Linked DNA regions of Homo sapiens: region 1 is linked to region 2. Evidence: chromatin contacts called from ENCODE Hi-C data. All regions are on one chromosome and are shown on one strand. The core of a region is the stretch at or near the end of the contact, and the rest is flanking DNA. Distances in the headings are between cores, read along the strand shown. Region 1 holds the start of GFOD1 (Gfo/Idh/MocA-like oxidoreductase domain containing 1). Region 2 holds the start of DTNBP1 (dystrobrevin binding protein 1).

Region 1 (5,051 bases), core at 1,214-3,713, 2.2 Mb after region 2:
GAATAAAATGTGATCATTTTCTTTGATGTTATATAGATAGAAGGTCTCTTTTCTTTTTTAGAGAAAAGGTCTCCCTCTGTCACCCAGGCTGGAGTGCAGTGGCATGATCAAGGCTAGGCCCACTGCAGCCTTGAACTCCTGGGCTCAATCCCACCTCAGTCTCCCAAGTAGCTGGGACTACAGACACACAACACACCACCATGTCCAGCTAATTTTTAAATTTTTTAGGAAATGAGGTCTTGCTACGTCGCCCAAGCTGGTCTAGAACTTCCGGCTTAAGCGATACCCCTGGTTAGGCCTCCCCAGTCAGTGGGATTATAGGTGTGAGCCACCACAGCAGGCTTAGAAGGTCCATTTTTTATTCACACTCAAGCTAGGGGTAGAGTTCTTTTTAAAAGAACACAAACAAAACTCCATCTTATTACTTAGATATTGCTTCACTGTACAATGGTCTCTCTCATCAAGAAATGACATTGGTAACAGACCCATTCTCTATATTTATTTATTTAACATTTATATAGAACTTACTATGCACCATGCCTTATTCTCAGGACTTTGTAAGTATTAGTGAATACGATCCTGTAAAACCCCTTGTGGTATATACCATTATTACCCACCCATTTTATAGATGAAACTATGCCGCAGAGAAGTGATTTGCTCAAGGTCCCACAGCTAGTAAATGGCAGAGCCAGAAGTCAACGCCAGTGGCTCTAGCTGTGCTCCGACCACTACTGCACATCCTCTGCTCCCTGAAAGCCTGGCCATCTCTGACATGTGACAAGCCTGTGATGTATCCAGCCCCTTGGGTCTGACACCACTGCCTGCCCCTGTGCCCAGATAGGCGTTCCTGCCTTGGTTCTTACAAAACCCCTGCTCAAAAGAAGCCTGTTAGTATTGAGGGCAACACCCCTCTTTGTCTCTCAGTCCTCCCCAGGCTGCTGCCAGCCACCCAGCACTGTGTCCTTTGTGCCTTTCTTCTAATGCCCTAGGTCAGCCTCCACCCCGCATTGCCACACACAGCTTTTTTGGTATCCTGCTCTCTCCACGCGCCCCGCCTCACTGCCAGTTGTTACAAGTTGTTTTAAACTCTTGCAAGTATCACGTTTTCCACTCGTGTTGCGGCAGACCATGTGCTACATTGAGCCCAGTGCTGAAGACAGGAGATGAACATGACCTGACCCATGACCTCTCCAGAGACCTTCAGCTAGAAGACGTGCCTTTCACTTTTTAGTCCCCTCTCCCGGCACCAAATGGGTGCGAAGCGGGCATTCGATGAATATGCATACATTTATTTAGCAAATGTTTATTGAGCGCCTACTACATACAGGGCAAGGCAGTGTGCCAGGTGCCAAGGATATGGCGGAAAACCAGACAGACGCAGAGTCCCCATGGCTCCAGAGGTGCGGGGCCAGCCTTGGCCAGTCCTCCTCAGTGCCCCCTCGAGGGCCTGGGAAGGGTGCAGGGTGGTGGAGGTGGGGGCAAGCTGGGAGAAGTAAAGGCTGCGGTAAGTGGCGACGGCAACAGGAGCCGAAGCAAGAGGCGGGCGTGGCATGTGGCCAGGGCGACGTATCCGTCTCGAAACTAGACACGAGACGCACGTGCCGCAGCGGCCTCGGAGACCCCCTGCCCCGCTGCGGCCGTACACACCACAGCGTCTACGCGGGGGCGGGCATGGGCCTAGGGGCGGGGGAGGTGGGAGGCAGATGGGAGCCCGCCAAGACTGGACTGTCTTGGAAGAAGGCGGCTGAACCGTGCGTGCGCGGCCGGAGCGGGGGCGCGCGATTGGAGCAGGCTAGCTTGGAAGGAGACCGTAGAAGTCTGCGGTTCCGTGCCCAGACTCTGGGGCCTGGATTCCAATCGCAGGCCTGTTGCTTATATATGTCACCTTGCGCAAGTCCCTTAGCCTTCATTGCGGCTCATTCACATCACTGGTAAAATGGGTTTACAATAACCTTAGGTTGCTGCGAGGACTAAAAGGGACAATACCTGGAAAGGCGTTAGTATGATGCTCAGCACGCAAGAAACGCTCCGGGAGCCGAGGTTATTATTATCGGCTGTTCGCACCTCGCCGGGTCCCCTCACCTACCCCAGGCCAAGGCGCCCACTGCTCTCTTCCAAGGGACAGGCGACTAACCTATTAGGGCGCGTCCTGCCTAGATAGATGTATTTGCTTGGTTGGGGCGGGGTTTGGAGTGAAGCAGGGAAGAGAAGGAGATGGTGAGGGCAAAGAAAGGGAAGAAGCGGAGGGGCAGGAGGCGGGCGAGGCGGCCTGGGCGGGGCCGGGGAGGAGCCGGGCTGGGCTCCCGGGGCCCGGGCGCAGCGCGCACCCGGAGCTGGCGGCGGCGGGGGCGGGGGCGGCGCGCGGCGGCCAATGGCGCGCGGCGCTGCAGCGAGGGCGGTGCAGGAACACCGGCCGCTGACAGCCAAACTCGCCAACTCCGCCCTCGTCCCCGCGGGATCCCAGAGCCTGAGCCGGCCTGGGGCCGAGGCCGCCCGAGCCGCGAGGCGAGCGAACATGGCAGCAGAATGAGGAGGCTGGCGCCGGGTCGTGGCCGCCGCTGCCGCGCTGCAGCTCGGGATCCCAGTCCGGCGCGCTCCGGGCCGCATCCTTAGCCGGCCTCCTGGCGGCCGCGGGATTATTTCATTCCCAACGGAGAGCTAGGAAGAAAGGAGACTCCCCCGCGGAGCGGTTCCGTGCTCTGGCAGGGTGTAGACGTTTGTCTGTGCGATTCGCCGGCTGCGCAAACGACGCGGGAGAGAGCCGGTCCCGGGCTGCGGCGGCGCGGCCGCGGGGATGAGCCGGCCATGGAGCGGCCTTGGCGGGGCGCACGCAGCGGACTGGCGCTGCCGCGGGAGCGCAGCCTGAGCCGGGGCTCCAGGGGGCTTCGAAGCCTCCGGCGCCCTGGGGGGGTCCCTGCCGCCGACTCCGGGAAGGACGCGAGCCCCGCGTGGCGGACACTGCCGCAGTCACCGTTCTGAGGCGCCCCGAGCTTGCTCCGCCTGCAGCTCGGTGCGCTCTGGGCACCCGGGCGCCTTGCCCGGTGCACGGCGGCTGGCGCACCGCGGCTAGATTGGCTACAGGAGCGGGGTGCAGGACTGGCTAGAGGTGGGTGTGTGCGCGCGTTGGACTGGAGATCCGAGCAGAAGCAGAACCAGGCGGCTCTGAGCAGCCATGCTTCCCGGGGTGGGCGTGTTCGGCACCAGCCTCACGGCCCGTGTCATCATCCCGCTGCTGAAAGACGAGGGCTTCGCGGTGAAGGCGCTGTGGGGCCGCACGCAGGAAGAAGCGGAGGAGCTGGCCAAGGAGATGAGTGTCCCCTTCTACACTAGCCGCATTGATGAGGTGCTGCTGCATCAGGACGTGGACTTGGTGTGCATTAACCTGCCGCCGCCCCTCACCAGACAGATCGCTGTCAAAACCCTAGGTGAGCGACCCCTACCCCGCATCCTCCGTCCCACCCCCGCCCTTTAACCTTCTCTAGGTTCCTTCCCCCCTGCCTTTCCCTCTCCGCATCCCAGAAGCTTACCCTGCATCTACGCTGCCCCGGGGATCTGAGATCCCAGATCCGACTCAGAGCTCCCTCCTTCCTCGTCCCCGGCCTTCCCCACCTTTGCGCTTCCCTCCTGCCTCCTGGCACCACTTGGACGCGCTTCCCCACGTGTGTAGATTGCAGGCTGGAGAAGGCGTGTGTTCCGGGGATCCGAACTAGGAAGATCAGATGCCGATAATAGGGGATAGGGTGCTCCGCGAGAAGAGGAAAGTTACTCCTCAGCTGTGTGTGTAGTGTCCAAGTGTGTGTGTGTGGGGGGGGGGGATGGGGGGGTGGAGGAGGGTTGTGCGCGCGCGCGCCTGGGAGAGGCGAGTGCGCGCCCAGAAACGCCTGAATAAAAGGCCGCACACGTGTGTCGGGTTTTCTTGGGTGCGATAGAGGACCTGCCCTTCAGCAGCGGTGGCGCCCTGCTAGGGTCGTTTGTTTCTTTCTGCTGTGAGTTAGTTTAGCGTGAGATTGCAGATGTTACCATCGGCTGGAATTATTTCGTCTGCGCTGGAGGCAAGGACGGTGGGAGTGGTTGGATGGGGGTGATGATGTATTAGAATGTTTTCAGAGGCGTCATAGGTTAGTAAAGACTGATTTGGTAAAACCAGGGGGTTTTAACTTTTGACTGCAGCCTCCCGGGAAATGTCTTCTGCCCCAATTTGGAGTAATAGATTTTAAATTTTTAGGAGGATGGGCGCAGTAGCTCCAGAGGCATGGATGCTTTGCATGAGAAAAGGCCCTCCCTAATCGCCTTCAGGAATAGTTTCGGAAGGCACAGTGTTGACCCGTGGGCTGGAGATGAGTTCAGGGTGCCTCACCATCTGGTCCCTGCTCCCCTCAACTCCCAGGCAGTCTGAACAATCTCTGAGGACAGAGTAGCAGCCTCTCAGCCTATGCTCAGGGGAAAGAGAAGGGCATGTTTTGTTCATCATCAGTTCTTGCACGTAACCTAAAACAATCCCAGGAAGGTTGCTTGATCTTACAATTCCAAGAAAATGAGCAGCTCACCTTTGAAAGCTGAAGTTTCTATTGGTGAGGAAAAACACAAAGCTTATAACAAGAACAAAGCTTATAACCAGATGAAGCGAATAGTAGAACAGATTAGAAGGGAGGAGCTGCGAAGGAACAGAGACAACATCCAGAAACCAGCCGGAAGTTATGTAGTCTTGGAAAGACTGTTTTATTTGTTAAAAATAGGTATGGATTCAGGGTAGGTGAAATATACGTGTGTTTTAATTCTGTCTTCGAAGAGCTATGAACAGAATGTAAAACTCTTTCTCCATAGAAAGGCATTTTCATCAGGCCATTTGGCTATTGACTCAGATGCAACATCTGATAGAATTCCTAAGGAGGCTGCCCACATTGTCAGTTTTAATTGTCAGTTAATTTTATTAAGTGTCTGCCCTTTGTGGCCTGTTTCTTTGGCCTTGAACTGAATGCCATTGAACTGAATGCTAATATTTATTTTCTGTTTAATGGAACATGTATGTTGGGTGGATAACTCCCTTGTTT
Region 2 (5,481 bases), core at 1-2,500:
GGCTGCTGTGTCAAGGATGGATTATAGGGGTGTGTATGGCAAAAGAGTAGAATCTGGAAGAACTGTCTGTGTTCCCATTGAAAGAGGATGGTGCCTTCGACCAGGATAAATATAGTGAAGATATAGAAAGAGAAGGAGGTTCCAGAAATACTTCAGGAGTAGAGTTGATTGGATTTGATGGGTTAATATGGGGAATGAGGAAAAGAGGGGAACCAGAGGTGATTTCAAGTGTCTTACCTTGAGCAAATTGGTGGATGGTGGTGTCATTTACTGAAACGGAAAATACAGGATGAGCAGATTAAAGGTGAACATGCAATGAATGAAATTTTCAATTTTGTGTATGTTGGTCTGAGATGCCTTTTGGATACATGTTGTATACATGCTTACATGAGTAAGCAACTGGTATGAATTGACGGAGAGGGAGGAAGGACAGGGCAGAAGATAGAGCTGTGGGAGTCATCGGTTCCTTGACAGAATTTACAGCGTGGTAATGGATAGACTCTATGCTATCCATCTATGGAACAACACATCTGGAGAAGAGAGAAGAGCTGGGGAGGCTGGACTGTAGCCTTGGGAGTGGCTATTAAAATAGGAGAAGGGGTGGAGCGGAAGGGAGAGAGGAACTATGGAGTGCTTAGCAAGAGAAGAAAGTGTTTTAAGGATGGGGATGATAAACTGCATTGAAAGCCACTGAGAGGTGGAGAAAAAATCAGGGCAGAGAAGTAATAAAAGGCATCAGCAACATGGAAGTCACTGGTGACTCGCGAAAGGCGATCACCTTTGGTGTGTAGGGCACAAAAGCCTGGGGGGGTAAAGAGAGAGTGGAAAGTAAGAATGTCGAGACAGTCGACTATTATTGCCATTTTATGAATGAAGAAACCGAGGCTCAATATTTGACTGTCTCATTCAAGGTGAAAGCCAGTGGGGTCAGATCCTGGACCTAGAATCCATGCAATGATTTGTGCACATCGCCTATTGAAGAGAGAGATCCAATTCTCTTCCAAAACGTAAAAGCCAACACTTCCCTCAAAGGAGGCTTCGAGTTAAATCATCCTTTCACGATGCCGCTTCCATTTTAAAGAAAAAAAAAAAAAAACGAGAAGGCCTGGTGCGGGATAGGAATGAGCCGAGGAGCTACTGGCCCTCTCGGTCGGGGGAAGACCCGCCCCTTTTCCGCAGCCCGAGCCCGGCGCAGTCCACTGCGGCTGCGCGAGCCTGGCGCGCGCGGGGCGGGAACGCGGAAGGGGCTGGGGTTGCGGCGCGGCGGCGAGGACCAGACCGGGGGCGGGGCCGGTAGTGGGAGTGCGGGGCGCGCGGTGACAGCGCGGGGTTGGCGGCGTGGGACCCAGGGGGCGACAGAGGCAGCAGCAGCCCGAGGCCTGAGGAGAGGAGACCGGCGGCGGCGGCAATGCTGGAGACCCTTCGCGAGCGGCTGCTGAGCGTGCAGCAGGATTTCACCTCCGGGTGGGTATACGGTGGGCGACGAAAAGGGACCTGAGGGGGCCGGGCCGCCGCCTGGGATGCCCCTGCCTCGCTCCCTTCCCCGCGCCACGGTCCAGGGTCCGTCCTGTCCCGCACCTCCCCGCCCCGCCCCGCCGAGGAAAGTAACGAACTTCCCGGCGTCCTCGCGTCGGGCGGCGCAAAGTAACTTAGGTCCCTGCGGGCCGCCTGTGACGCGCACCCCCCAGGACCGGGAGGCGCTCGGCGGCGCAGCGGAGCGCCCGGGGGGGGTGTGGGACCCTGCGGTCCTTTCCCGGCAGCATCAGCTGGGCCCTGGAGGGAAGTCATGTGAGAAGCCAGCGCGCCTCACCGCTTCCGCCCCCGCGGCACAGTGGCCTGCGCCCCTCGGCCCAGCAGACACCTGCTCGTGCGCACCTGGAGCTGGGCCAGCCACCCTCCCCGAGTCGGATCGCACCGCGCAGCAGCCTGCACCCTCCGGCCACAGCCTTCCGCGCCGCGTCTCGGCTTTCACGCCCGGCTCGCCGGCCTAACCCTTGGCAAGGCTGGCCGCCCCTCCCCGTTGCGTCCTTTCTCTACCTTTGCCGTGAGCTCAGCGCCTCGGCGAAGGAACTCCTAAGCAGGAGAAGCGACAGAACTTTAGGAATGCTTTTAATACCCAGCGGTTCCCAAACTTTGCTTAGAATCACCTGGGAACCTTTCAGAGTTCTGATGCCCAGGTCTCACCCCCTACCTGTTGACCAGAGTGCCTGGAGACGGCGTTTTAAAGATCCCCAGGGGATTCCAGTGGGCACCAACGCCTGGGAACCACAGGCCGAGACTCTGGCGCCAGATTGCCTAGGCATCCTGGCTCGACCACTAAATCAAACGTAGTTACTCAGCTGCCTTGCCTCAATGTACTGTTTCCGCTACCGTAAAATGGGGATAATGATGGTACTTAAAAGGTTATTACAAGGATTAATGAATTAATGTGTAAAACACGAAGCAAGCATCATGTCAGTATTGTTACTTAGTGCTTAATTTTAATTTTTTCATTCCTTTAAAGTGAAAAAGATCTGTCTTTGAAAAGGATCTTTCAACTTTAGCTTACAAATCCTGTTGGAGGATGCACTGAATGTGAGAACATTTCCACTCATACTGTTTTAAATTTCTCCCCCCCACCCCCCTTTTTTTTGAGATGGAGTCTTGCTCTGTCACCCAGACTGGAGTGCAGTGGCGTGATCTCGGCTCACTGCAACCGCCGCCTCCCGGATTCAAGCGATTCTCCTGGCTCCACCTCCTGAGTAGCTGGGACTAGAGGCGCCCGGCTTATTTTTGTATTTTTTAGTAGAGACGGGTTTCACCATATTGGCCAGGCTGGTCTCGAACTCCTGACCTTGTGATCCTCCCGCCTTGGCCTCCCAAAGTGCTGGGATTACAGGCGTGTGCCACCGTTCCCGGCCCACCCTCCCCCCCTTTTTTTTAAAGTGACAAGTTCTCGCTCTGTTGCCCAGGCTGGAGCGCAGTGGCGCTATTATAGCTCGCTGCAGCCTCCAACTCCTGGGTACAAGAGATCCTCCCTCCTAGGCTTCCTGAAGTGGTGGGATTATGGGTATTAGTCACTGCGCCCAGCCTCGTTTTAAATTTCTAATGAGAAAGATGTTAGCCAAAATTTTATCTTAATGGACAAAAATGTTAATACTATTTGCACATTGGGCGTTGAATAACAAACTGTCAAACGCTTGAGCACTTACCATGCGTCAATCATTTTTGTTAGTTTGGTGTTTAGAAAGTTATGGACGCTCGGAGTCATTCACTGATGGGTGTGCTTGCGTGCTTGCATTTTGTTCTCCCTATTTAGTAAAAGTACCTTCTTTTCAGAGCGTAAATTATTGTATTGAAAACTTTTTGGTGTGATGCTGAAATGGCCCATTTGTAGCATGAGAGTGGCCATTATTCTCCTGTTAGTACTTCATGGAATTCCTTGATGGCACAAGAGCCCATCTTGTAGTTACTATAACTCTAGGTCACATGGTTGCCTCAGAAGCATTCATGCTCCTGACCTTTGTAAGAAGGCATTTTACCCCGGAATGTAGATTCTGGAGTGGGCTCTGGACTGCTGGGGCACAAACCATCCTGGGAGATCAGGGTAACCCTAAACGTTTAGAGTTAGTTAAGGAGAGACATGCCAAAGGGATCTAGTTAGAACCCCTTGGAAACTGACTTGACTTCTTAAAGATGCCGTAGTCTGGGGCCATTTTGGAGCTAGACATCCTGAGAGGGCTTCATTAGGTCTTTTGTTGGCTTTCTCCTGTACAGGTCACTTTCAGCTGACAAACCACTGGACTGTCAGTGTGTGCCATTAGCCTGTCACCTGGTGGAGAAACAACTCATCTCCAAGTGATGTCAGTCTCCCAGTAGACCCGGACCTCTAGTGCCTGATGTTCACTTTCTTCAGGTCCTCAATTTCCTACATTTAAGCTGTTCGGTTAAACTTTTCCATATTCAGCTTGAGATCAACCTCCTTTACATAACTGATTATTTTTGCCTTGAGGAGAAAAGATGACGCTAAACACAGCACACATGTGTTTATTATATGTTGGTAATGTGGAATTCAAAGATGAAAGAGACGTGAGCTGCATCACTAAAAAAGAAACATATTACATAAATGCAATGCTGATATCATAGATAATAAAATTAACACTAATTTTTTGATATTATCAATTATGCAGTCCATAATCAGATTTGTTTTGTGCTTAGAAATGACTTTTTACAGTTGGTTTGTTCAAATCCAGATCAGATAAGTTTCACACATTAAATCTGTTTAAAAACCAATTTTTAAAACAGACGACTGTTAAAGGGCCACATGGGGAAGCTTTATGGAATCTTCCAACAATTTTGTTGTCCCAGCTACTTGGGAGGCTGAGGCAGGAGGATCCCTTGAGCCCAGGAGTTCAAGACTGGGCAACACAAAGAAACCCCATCTTTTGGCTGGGTGCGGTGGCTCACACCTGTAATCCCAGCACTTTGGGAGCCCGAAGCAGGCGGATCATGAGGTCAGGAGTTCAAGACCAGCTTGGCCAACGTGGTGAAACCCCGTCTCCACTAAAAAATACAAAAATTAGCTGGCCATGGTGGCGTGCGTCTGTAATTCCAGCTACTTGGAAGGCTGAGGCAGAAGAATCTCTTGAATCCAGGAGGTGGAGGTTGCAGTGAGCCGAGATCACACCACTGCACTCCAGACTGGGTGACAGAGGGAGACTCCGTCTCAAAAAAAAAAAAAAAGAAAGAAACCCCATCTCTTAAAAAAGAAAGAAAAAATGAAAAAACATGGCCCTGGCCACCCAGAGCTATCACATTGGACCTGGCGTTTCTGTAGAACACTTGGTGGCAGAGCAATTGTGTGGAAGCCAGAGCAGCTGCCTTCTAAAATAATTGGAAACACCGGGTGTGCAGGCTGCCCCAGGGATGGAATGGAAGGCCTCAGGCATTTCTGGGCTCCTTCAGTGCAGCCAGTGCAGCTCCCGCTGTCGCCCAGAGCAGCATCCTCTCTTCGGAGCTTCTGTGATCATTTTCACTTTCTGAAAACTCATATGAAGGCCCTAACTCTAGATAAATTTACTTTTTTTCATTTTTAGTAAAATAGAACGATTCCTTATCAGTCTCAGAATGTCACTTTGGTGATGAAACCATGTCCAATAAGAATAAATTTCTACATTCCATTCAAACTTTGAAAAAGTGCAGCTTAAGACCATTGTTCTTTAAGGGCAGTGTAGAGATTACTGGTGGTTTGGGGGGAGCTCTAGGTTGTCCATGGACTTATGGCCTTTTTTGTAAATTTTTATGCGTAGTAACAATTATGTCAACCTTGAGAAAAACTAGTGATTACATCACATTCTTCCTGCCTTAATTGGGTGGTGGGCCAGCCTTAGGCCACAGACTGAAGAGGATTGGTTCTGAGCTTCACTCAAAGATCTTTTCCCCTCACCTAAAGTGAGTTGTAATTTGATTTAACTGAGTCAGAATTCTTGGAGCCTTTTGGAG

The links. A loop is a pair of places that touch in the nucleus more often than their neighbours do. Pooled maps may share reads with other maps.
Region 1: a pooled map shows a loop between it and region 2 (4-fold over the local background). The contact joins the promoter of GFOD1 here to the promoter of DTNBP1 in region 2. A Hi-C loop is called at or near these places in 4 of 50 pooled maps.

Annotation. Positions count from the first base shown.
Region 1 is chr6:13,485,012-13,490,062 of GRCh38, reverse strand. It overlaps GFOD1 (Gfo/Idh/MocA-like oxidoreductase domain containing 1), which reads left to right and starts at 2,463. Exons shown (of 2, transcript NM_018988.4): 1 at 2,463-3,425. The coding sequence starts at 3,173. GFOD1-AS1 (GFOD1 antisense RNA 1) reads right to left here and starts at 3,802. Exons shown (of 2, transcript NR_046709.1): 1 at 3,610-3,802; 2 at 3,292-3,382. RefSeq lists enhancers at 1,412-1,541, 3,102-3,211 and silencers at 1,602-1,711, 2,092-2,471, 2,492-2,971, 3,112-3,275.
Region 2 is chr6:15,658,797-15,664,277 of GRCh38, reverse strand. DTNBP1 (dystrobrevin binding protein 1) reads left to right here and starts at 1,250. Exons shown (of 10, transcript NM_032122.5): 1 at 1,250-1,464. The coding sequence starts at 1,409. RefSeq lists a silencer at 1,254-1,763 and an enhancer at 1,994-2,043.